Linked DNA regions of Homo sapiens: region 2 is linked to region 1. Evidence: chromatin contacts called from ENCODE Hi-C or POLR2A ChIA-PET data. All regions are on one chromosome and are shown on one strand. The core of a region is the stretch at or near the end of the contact, and the rest is flanking DNA. Distances in the headings are between cores, read along the strand shown.

What was found. A loop is a pair of places that touch in the nucleus more often than their neighbours do. ChIA-PET counts read pairs that join two places held with the same protein, here RNA polymerase II (POLR2A). Pooled maps may share reads with other maps.
Region 2: a pooled map shows a loop between it and region 1 (3-fold over the local background). The contact joins the promoter of HIBCH here to the enhancer-like site in region 1. A Hi-C loop is called at or near these places in 3 of 50 pooled maps. POLR2A ChIA-PET finds 5 or more read pairs at or near these places in 2 of 52 experiments (B cell and WTC11).

What each region holds. Positions count from the first base shown.
Region 1 is chr2:189,950,548-189,955,267 of GRCh38, reverse strand. It overlaps a transcript of AKAP19 not described here. Among named protein-coding and RNA genes, the nearest start is that of MSTN, 110 kb to the left of the region's middle. RefSeq lists an enhancer at 2,049-2,118. Within about 2 kb of position 2,472, at least 3 of the 41 ENCODE cell types and tissues checked have a DNase peak (open chromatin) inside an H3K27ac peak, as active enhancers do; they include B cell, where a contact is called at or near this core.
Region 2 is chr2:190,317,611-190,322,330 of GRCh38, reverse strand. It overlaps HIBCH (3-hydroxyisobutyryl-CoA hydrolase), which reads left to right and starts at 2,505. Exons shown (of 14, transcript NM_014362.4): 1 at 2,505-2,615. The coding sequence starts at 2,581.

The DNA of each region.
Region 1 (4,720 bases), core at 1,223-3,722:
ACGTCTTTTACAGAAACACAGATGCAACTAGAGGCCATTATCCTTGGTGAAATGACTCAGGAAGTTAAAAACCACATGTTCTCACTTATAAGTGGAAGCTAAACAACGGGTACATGCAGACATACAGAGTAAATAATGAACACTGGAGACTCCAAAAGGTGGGAGGGTGGGAGGCAGGTACAGATGAAACATGATCCTATGGAGTACAATGTACACTATTTGGGTGATGAGTACACTAAAAGCCCAGCATTCACCACTATGCAATATATCCATGTAACACCACTGTACTTGTACCCCTAAGTCCATAAATAAAAAATATTTTTTTAAAAAAGAATTTGCTAACTGAATAGTTTAAAGATAAACTTTTTAGAGGTCAAAGATATTGGGCATGTAAATATTGTGGTAATTTAAACATCAGTAGTATGCAAAAATGTACAACTGCCTGGTCTAATTCTGAGCAAGGATGCAGAGATCATTTTTGCTGATAAATGAATATCAGAAAAGTCACTGATGGTCAATAAAACTGCAGTGTTCCAAATAAATTACTCTGACATATGCCAACAAATGTTGGGAAAAAATTAGTCACTTATGATAAAAATGATGCAAAAATGTGTTAGTTGTAACATAGTTTTAAATATATATAACATTCAAACATAATGTGATTTAACCCATTTATGCCTGAGGTTGCAATTTTTTGAATTTTTACAGTCAGACCTTGGTGATGACCTTGAGCAGTAGGATATAAATGACTCCCACATGCTTAGCATTCCATTAATGGAACACTAGGCATATTAATGTGTATGTATTTGTAAGACTTCTTATATAAACATGTCACCAAACCAGAAGAAGTTTGGTCATATCACATGTTCTGATCTTATCATATGTTCTGATCTTATCATATGTTCTGATCTTTTCATTTGCAAAATATAGTTACCATAAATTTAAGTAAACAGTGTGTGTACATATGCAAATTTATCATAATGCCACTTAGAATCTATTGTGTAAGGATGTGGATGCATTAAACAATTTTCTTATGAGAAAATAGCTGTTTTCTTATAATCTGATAAAGTAGGTGTGCCACTTGTTTATACCAACAGGGTAAGAAAAAAGACTTGCGGAATGTTTCTTTGAGAAATACCTGATCTGGATTGTATCTCTTTCCTTCTCTTTCTCCTTCTCTTGCCTTCCCACTGACAGGGATTCCCCAACCTTGATGTTCATTTTACTACTACATCTTCACTTGACCTGTCTGGCTCAACATACATCCTCATCTCTTTCAACTATCAGCTTGACTTCTTTTCTCTCTGACAATGTTTTCATGTTGGCAATACCCTTGCAGGCTTCATTCATTCATTCAATCAATATCATAAACAATAAACAAACAAAAGATGCAGCTTAGTGGTTAAGAGGTGGACTCCAATGCCAGACAGCTTAAGTTTGTATCTTGGTTCTACCAGCTGTTAGCCATTAGAACTTGGGAAAATCACTTAACTTACGTGCATCAATTTCCTCATCTGTAAAAATGAGGTGATATTGATACTGTACTAACAATATCACCTCATAGATTGTTGGGAGAAATGAATGAATCAATATATCTAAAAGTCTTTGTTTTTTTTTTTTTTTTTTTTTTTTTGAGATGGAGTTTCACTCTTGTCACCCAGGCTGGAGTGCAATGGTGCAATCTGGGCTCACTGCAACTTCCGCCTCCAAGGTTCAAGAGATTCTCCTGCCTCAGCCTCCTGAGTAGCTGGGATTACAGGCATGCACCACCATGCCTGGCTAATTTTGTATTTTCAGCAGAGACAGGGTTTCACCATGTTGGCCAGGCTGGTCTCAAACTCCTGACCTAGGTGATCTGCCCATCTTGGCCTCCCAAAGTGCTGGGATTACAGGTGTGAGCCACCATGCCCGGCCTATATCTAAAAGTCTTATAACAGTGCTCAATATGTACTAAGAATCATATAACTGTCAGCTGATTTTATTATTAATCTTATTATTATCATTATTTGAGCACCTATATGCCAACCACTCTACTACATATTCGGATTATATTAGTGAACTCGACGGACAAGGCCTTGAGTAAAGCCCTTTTAGATGCAGCCTGTCCCCACTTTCCCTATTGCAGACTTGTAAGTGGGCCCTGAACAAAAATCTGGCCAGGGATGTTATCACATTTAACAATAGGCACCAAAATTACTAAACCAGCAAGAAAAGACACAATCCCTACAACTGGCATAGATAACAAAAGCCACCTGACCTCCTATTTTTAATTTCTGTTGATATTACCATAATCTTGTTCTGTTTTGTTTAACTCTAGTTCTCACTTCCCCCTTTCCATCACTACAGTCTGCAATTTTCAAGTCCTAAATGAGTGTAACTGAAAGTAACTTATTTACAAAGAAGATTCATGATCATTATAGTTATATAAGAACCAATTCATTAAATAGCCAAAATAAAAAGGAAACACCCTCAGACTATACATTCAAAGTTATCGAAGATGTGATCAAAAAATAAGTAGAAGTTCTTAAAAGGATACGTCACATGTAATTCTCCTACAGTTGCACACAGTAAGTGCAGTAGAAGTATCCTGTTTCAAAATGATCATAAAAGCAACTGTAACAGAATATTTTTAGATATTGAAACGTTGATCTTTTTACTCCCCATTGTTAACTTTCTTTTACCATTTCTCCTAATTTATAAATATTGTTCTCATATAGGAGAACAGATAAAACCTAAAATAAAAGAGCTAAATTCTTGCTTAGAATTCCAAAATAAGATCTTCATAATATGACTTCTATTTCTAAGATCTAGGTACTCATTCAAGGAGAAAAAAAAAATGATATGATTTTGTTTCAGTTCCAAAAAGGTCTGGTTTGGAAGACTGGAAGCTCAAGCTGTGTGAAGTACCATTGACCAGCTTAAGGCAGGAGACGAAATAAGCCCCTTTCTTGTATAGGGGAGGAAAAACTTTCTTCTACCCTCTTAGGTTCTGTGGCTGGGCCTGAGAATTAAACTAACATAAGACAGAGTAACAGGGAAAAAGCATACAAGTTTTATTTAATATTTTTACATGCATGGGAGCCCTCATAAGGAAAATGAATGTCTGAAAAAGCAGTTAGGCTCAAAAGTGTGTATACCTTTTAAAACAAAGAATGATAAATTGTGAGGATACAAGACAAAGGGTATTAGGCTAGGGGCAGTACATTGTGAGGCAGTGACCAGGAAATATATGGGGGAAACCAGTGGAAGATAAGGATTGTTTTCAGTTTGTGTAGTTTGTTTGTTTAGTTCTCTTTTGGCAGTAACTCCCAGTCTCCAGTGTTAAGAATGTTCTTCTATTCCTGGTTCAGGAAGAACACTTTTCTCATGGGAAATTTTATAACCTGCTTTTAGATAAGAACATTTGAGAGGTCACAGAGTTCTTCCTGCATTTGCTATTTCTCGAGTGCCTTCAGCTCAAAATAATTCTTATGCCAGAGTGACATATTTTGGGGTGGCATATTCTGATCTCCTATACTTGCCTTCAGCAAATGCTATTCTAAAACGAAGATGAGCTAAATGATTCTCTAACTTTAGACTTTTAGGTATTGGAAGAGTGAAGAAATATTTTTAGGACAATGAAAATAGGTAATGGCTATTGTGTTGACCCATACCTCTACTTCCTTATTTGAAAGCTTTAGATTTGGCTTTCAAAGTACTTAAAGCATTTACCAACTGATGAAAGGGAAGAAAACAGTGCCACAAAGATACTGAAGAGGAAGATTCAGCTGGGCGCAGTGGCTTACATCTATAATCCCAGCACTTTGGAAGGCCAAGGTGGGCGGATTACTTGGTGTCAGGAGTTCGAGACCAGCCCTGGCCAACATGGTGAAACCCCGTCTCTACCAAAAATACAAAAATTAGCCGGGTGCGCTGGCACATGCCTGTAATCCCAGCTACTTGGGAGGCTGAGGCAGGAGTATTGCTTGAACCTGGGAGGTGGAGGTTGCAGTGAGCCAAGATCGCATCATTGCACTCCAGCCTGGGGGAAGATGCAAGACTCTGTCTCAAAAAAAAAAAAAAAAAAAAAAAAAGGAGGATTCAGAGAACTAAACTAAGGTTTCTTCTATTGAAGTAGAGGGAAAAAACCTAATACTGGTACTAGGAAGTCTGATTTGATTGTCACAACAGAATGGTGGAAGAGGTCTGAGGTAATACCTCCAAACCCAACCCCAAAACTTCCCTTATCTCCAGGAAAGTGCAGAAACGATCCAGAAAAATTCCCCATATTCTGCTACTACCCCCACCCCAACCCTCCAGGCATGAAAGAAAGTTGAAAATTAAGTCAGTACACTAGCCAGGGATTTATTCTAATAACAGGGATAGAGAGCCAAATGGCAAAGGTTGGTAAGTGGGCAGCCCTAAACCAAGAAGGGACCTAGTTAACAGGAGGAAATAGTTGAGATCTCAATCCTTTTCTCAATGGCAGGACAAGATGTAAAGTCTTTGGGGGAACTTAAGTCATTAGTGGGAAGAAAAGTAATGTAAAATAGAGGAGAACTCTATGTATTTATATACATAGGCAATATACTTATCTCTCATATCTACATGTCTTGGAATATTTGTTTATGTAGTGTGATGACTTTAGAAAATATAAACAAAGGCTAGCTTTTAAAAGTAATAATTAAGATGTAAATTGTTGCTCTTTGGTGGTCTTCCTTAATCTTTTTCAGACCCTGAA
Region 2 (4,720 bases), core at 1,256-3,755, 370 kb before region 1:
TTCATATAATGAAATACTACTCAGTAATAAAATGGAGGAAACTACCGATACACACGATATGGACATTTTGCTAAGTGAAAAATGCTATACAAAAAAAGCGCACACTGTATGATTCCATTTTATATGAATTTTCAGAAGATGCAAAACTAATTGATGGTAGAGAAAAATCAGACTGGGTGCAGTATTTAACACCTGTAATCCTAGCACTTTGGGAGATCGAGGCGGGGAGATCTTTTGAGCCCAGGAGTTGGAGGCCAGCCTGAGTAACATGGCAAGACTCTATCTCGCAAAAAAAAAAAAAATACAAAAATTAGCTGGGTGTGGTGGCATGTGCCTGTAGTCCCATCTACTCAGGAGGCTGAGGTGGGAGGATTGCTTCAGCCCAGGGAGGTTGAAGCTGCAGTCAGCTATGACTGTGGCACTGTACTCTAGCCTGGGTGATAGAGTGAGACCCTGTCTCAAAACAAACAGTGGTTCTCGAGACAGAACAGTGGTTGCTTCTGGGGCGGGGGTTGGGGTGGGGAAGGCAGTGGTAGGCAGAGAATGTCTGGGAAATCGTGAGAGGAAACTTTTTGGGGTGATGACAATGGTTTATATCTAAGGAATTTTGGTTACACAAGTGTATACATTTGTCAAACTCAGTGAATGTACACTTAAGATTTGTGCATTTTGTTGTATGTAAATTTTGTCTCAAAAGGGAAAATATGTAAACAAATATTTAACTCTAGGTAGTAAGACACATGCCATATTTTGGGAGAAGTAAAACGATGCTTGTAATTAACTTTGAAATGCATTTAAAAATAAGGTATTTGGGATAAGGAATAAAGCAAGATAAAATGTAAATCTAGGTAGAATCTATGTGGTGAGCACATAGGCGTTTGCTTTAAATTTTTATAATTTTGCTATATGTTTGAAAATCTTCAAAATAGAATGTTAAGATAATTTTCTTTAAAGGACTGAGGTTTCTAGAGCGGGAAGCCAGAAGACGATAGCATCATTAGAAGAAATAGAGAATTTAGGAATAGGAAGGACAGCTTGGTGGAAGGTGTGGCATAACTGACAGGTCTTGATACCTACGAAGTCCTAAGTAATTTATGCACATATTTCTATATTTCAATGGATCTTCACAAACACCTCTAATCATCAGCACATCCATTTTCAGATGAGAAAATGGAGGTTCTGAAAAGCTATATAATTTGTTCAAGGTCATTAAACTATTAGTGTGCTAGGGGTAGGACTGATTACATAATTTGCAGGCCTAGTGTAAAATGAAAATTTGTGTTTCCTTGTTCAAAAATTATTAATAGCACAGCATTAAAACAAGCACAGGGCCCTTCTAACGATGAGGCCTTGTGAGACTCAGGTTTCACACACATGAAGCTAGGGCGGCAAGGAAGATTTGAATCTCAGTCTGACTAACAGGAAAGCCCATGCTTTTTCCAGTAAACCATGCTAGGTCAGATGAATGGTTCATTTCTGTGCGCAGTGAATGAGGCATGATGGTGATGTCAGATGGTGATGTCCTGTAGCCAGTTAAAAACCAAATTGCAGGTAAGGAGTTCCTTCTGTGATGTCTGTTGTCTGTCCTCTTCTCAGTGGGCATTTGGTTATTACATTTGACCTAGGTTAGCAACGTAATTTTTGATCAAAGTCTCAACAGTGTATCTCTTTAAATATCAAGGTACTAAGAATAACTCCTTTCATGTGTCCTCTCTGAAATTTGTCACCGGATTTCTTCTTTCTGATAAATGTGTCAATACTTAATAGTGGCGATGAAATGTCTTCTGCTACACATCTGGGTGGATCTGGAAGCGGAGGAACGTTTTCCTCAATTTAACAGTGGATCCTAGTAGTTGAGTTAAATGTTGGTTTCATTTAAGAGTAAGCTACTTTCTGAATGTAATTATGCTTCCACTGATAACAGCAACTTTTACTTTAGTTGGGAAGACATATCTATTATGTCTTAATCAGACAACTCTTGTGTGTCTTTGAGGAAGAGTGGGAGATCTGTAACTTTTCCCAAGAAAAATGAAAATGTCTCAATCCTAATATTAAAGGAATTCGGCTGTATTGGGTTAGGAATGAATAAACTACATCGATGTCCTTTATCAACTGTAATTCCTCTACTTGAGTCTCAAAGAATACTAAGTTTACGTTTTAATAAAAAATTACTAAAATTCCAGAAAAGTCTTTCACATCAGTCCCTGCTGGTCAAATTGGCAGGCCAAGCCTAGACAACAGGTTGCGCTTTGGGCTAAGACAGCCTCTAGAGGGCAATCTCCTTTCCTGCGAATCCGCCCTAGTCCGTTCTATCCTCCCTCTTCCCGCTCCGCCTCAGCTCGCTCTCCGCCTTCTCCCTGGCCCGGTCCCCGATCCCTTCCTCTCCCTCAACTATTTCCTCCAGGCGTCGTTCTTGCCCCGCCCTTCCCCGTCGCGTAGCGGAAACGGTCGCTCTGGCTTCCTGGAGGACTTGTCATCTGTGCCCGGCGGCGCAGGACGGCGGTGGGCGGGGCTCACGCGAGGCGCTGGAACGGTCCGGGAGATTCTCGCTCTGCTGCTTTAGCTTCGGAGTGTTTGGCGATGGGGCAGCGCGAGATGTGGAGGCTCATGTCGAGGTGAGTGAGAGAGCGAGGGGCCAAGGGCAGGCTCTTCAGCGGCACTCGCCACAGTGGGAAAAGGGCCGGGGGTGGAGACTGCTGGCCTCGAAGTTTCGAGTCGCGCTCAGAGGCGCCGCTGTGAGACCCCAACCTTGGCCCTCCCCAAGCCCCAGCCCCCGTCCCTGTCTTTCCTTTCTCCCTCTAGCATCTTCTTTGCAGCAGCACTCTGGTTTTCTGCCACTCTGGCTCTTAATTCAGGCTTGTCCCCACACGACTTTAATTCTTTTGGCCTCAGTTTCTTTCCTTTCTTAAAAGTTGGGTGCAGTCTGGGGACACGGACAGATTTAGCTTAGCGGAACTGTGCGGCATGTTTTGTGCAGCCAGCACACACAGGTGCTTTGCCAGTTGCTGCACCTCTCTCTGCCCGTGGTGTGATTTTATTCAGCTTTCTTGCATGGCTGCAGCGTCAGTATAGGCATTTGGAACTTTCAGGCTAGTGTTGAGGGACATTTAACGTGGCATGGGGGAGCATGTTTGCAAACATTGTTTAACTTTTTGAAAGTACCCCTCACTGCGCTTTGAGCTCAGCCTAGGAAATCTGGTAGCCATCATCTTTAGGCTGCATGCGCCTTAAACAGCCCACTGCCTGGCCCTGTACTGTCATACCAGGTAGCAGCTGCGCCCACTTGAAGGGAGAACCGTCCTTATTTCTTTAAAATAAGGACGACTTAAATTACTGGATTCTTTAAGCCTTAGAGTTTGCCTTCTGGGTTTCCTGAAAAGGGATGGAGGTGTTTCCTTGACTTAAGAAGAATAGTTTCAGGGGAAAGTGTCTAGATGTCTAACACTGTATCCACAGACCTAATTCTCAGTAAATTTTTGTTATACATTTAAGAGTTGCTTTTCTGTTTGTTTTTTTAATACCTTAAAATTAGTTGTCCTTGCACCAGCTCATGGAGAGATTTAGTAAATGCTAAGAAAATCAGTACACGTAATCGTTACTGCCGCTTTTTCAGTGTTGTCAGCAAATAGCAAATAGAGAAACAAACTGGAAAGACATGTTTGTTAAAGTTAGCTGACTTAGGAAAGGATCTGTCATTTCCACAATTCAGCTTGGCTTTCTTCCACCCCACGTTCCAAGATGCAGTACTCTGTAGGTGAGGCCAGGACCATTTTGGGGGCTTTGATCTGAGATGCCTTTTCCAGACTCAGCCCTGAAGTGGGTATTATCCTAGAAAGCAGAGGCCAAGATGGTCCAGTCCACAATACCCTAACCCACAACTGTATAAGGGAATAGGGTGCCACGGAAAGTGTTTCTGAGAGGAAAAAAGGCCTTGGGCCATGGTTGACAGTGTTGGGCAGCCCCACTTGAACTCTGGCCTCCCTTGGCTTCTTCGGTACTGGCCTACTTTTCTAATGCCACTCTCCACCGCCTCTCCTTACCCCAGTGCCAGTTTAGCTCTTGGACTTTTTTTTTTTTTTGGTTCCCAAATCATCTGTCTTAGGGTAACTCAAATTTTTGTCTAACCTGACTTGCCCTGAGCTCTAATGCTGGTCACAACCCTCTGAATGCCTCAGTTGCACCTCATATATAAATTTGCACTTAAGGGCTAGGCGCGGGGGCTCACACCTGTAATCCCAGCACTTTGGGAGGCCGAGGCGGGCATATCATCTGAGGTCAGGAGTTCAAGACCAGGCTGGCCAACATAGTGAAACCCCGTCTCTACTAAAAATACAAAAAAATTAGCTGGGTGTGGTGGCAGGGCCCTGTAATCCCAGCTGCTTGGGAGGCTGAGGCAGGATAATTGCTGGAACCTGGGAGGGGGAGGTTGCAGTGAGCCGAGATCATGCCACTGCACTCCAGCCTGGGCGACAGGGTGAGACTCTGTCTCAAAAAAAAAAAAAGGAAAAAAGGAAAAGAAAAATAAATTTGCACGTAAGTATAACCCTTACTCTTTGTCTCTCTTGGCACTATCATTCTTCTAGATTCTCAAACTTACCTAAGTTCTCCCACACTCCCAAACCTTAACCTCTTCCTGTGGATTCAGGTTTCAACAGTAGTCTCAAAGTTAATCACTTTTTCCTCTTCCCAGTGTGAATTGTTTCTGTACAAGATTGCCAGG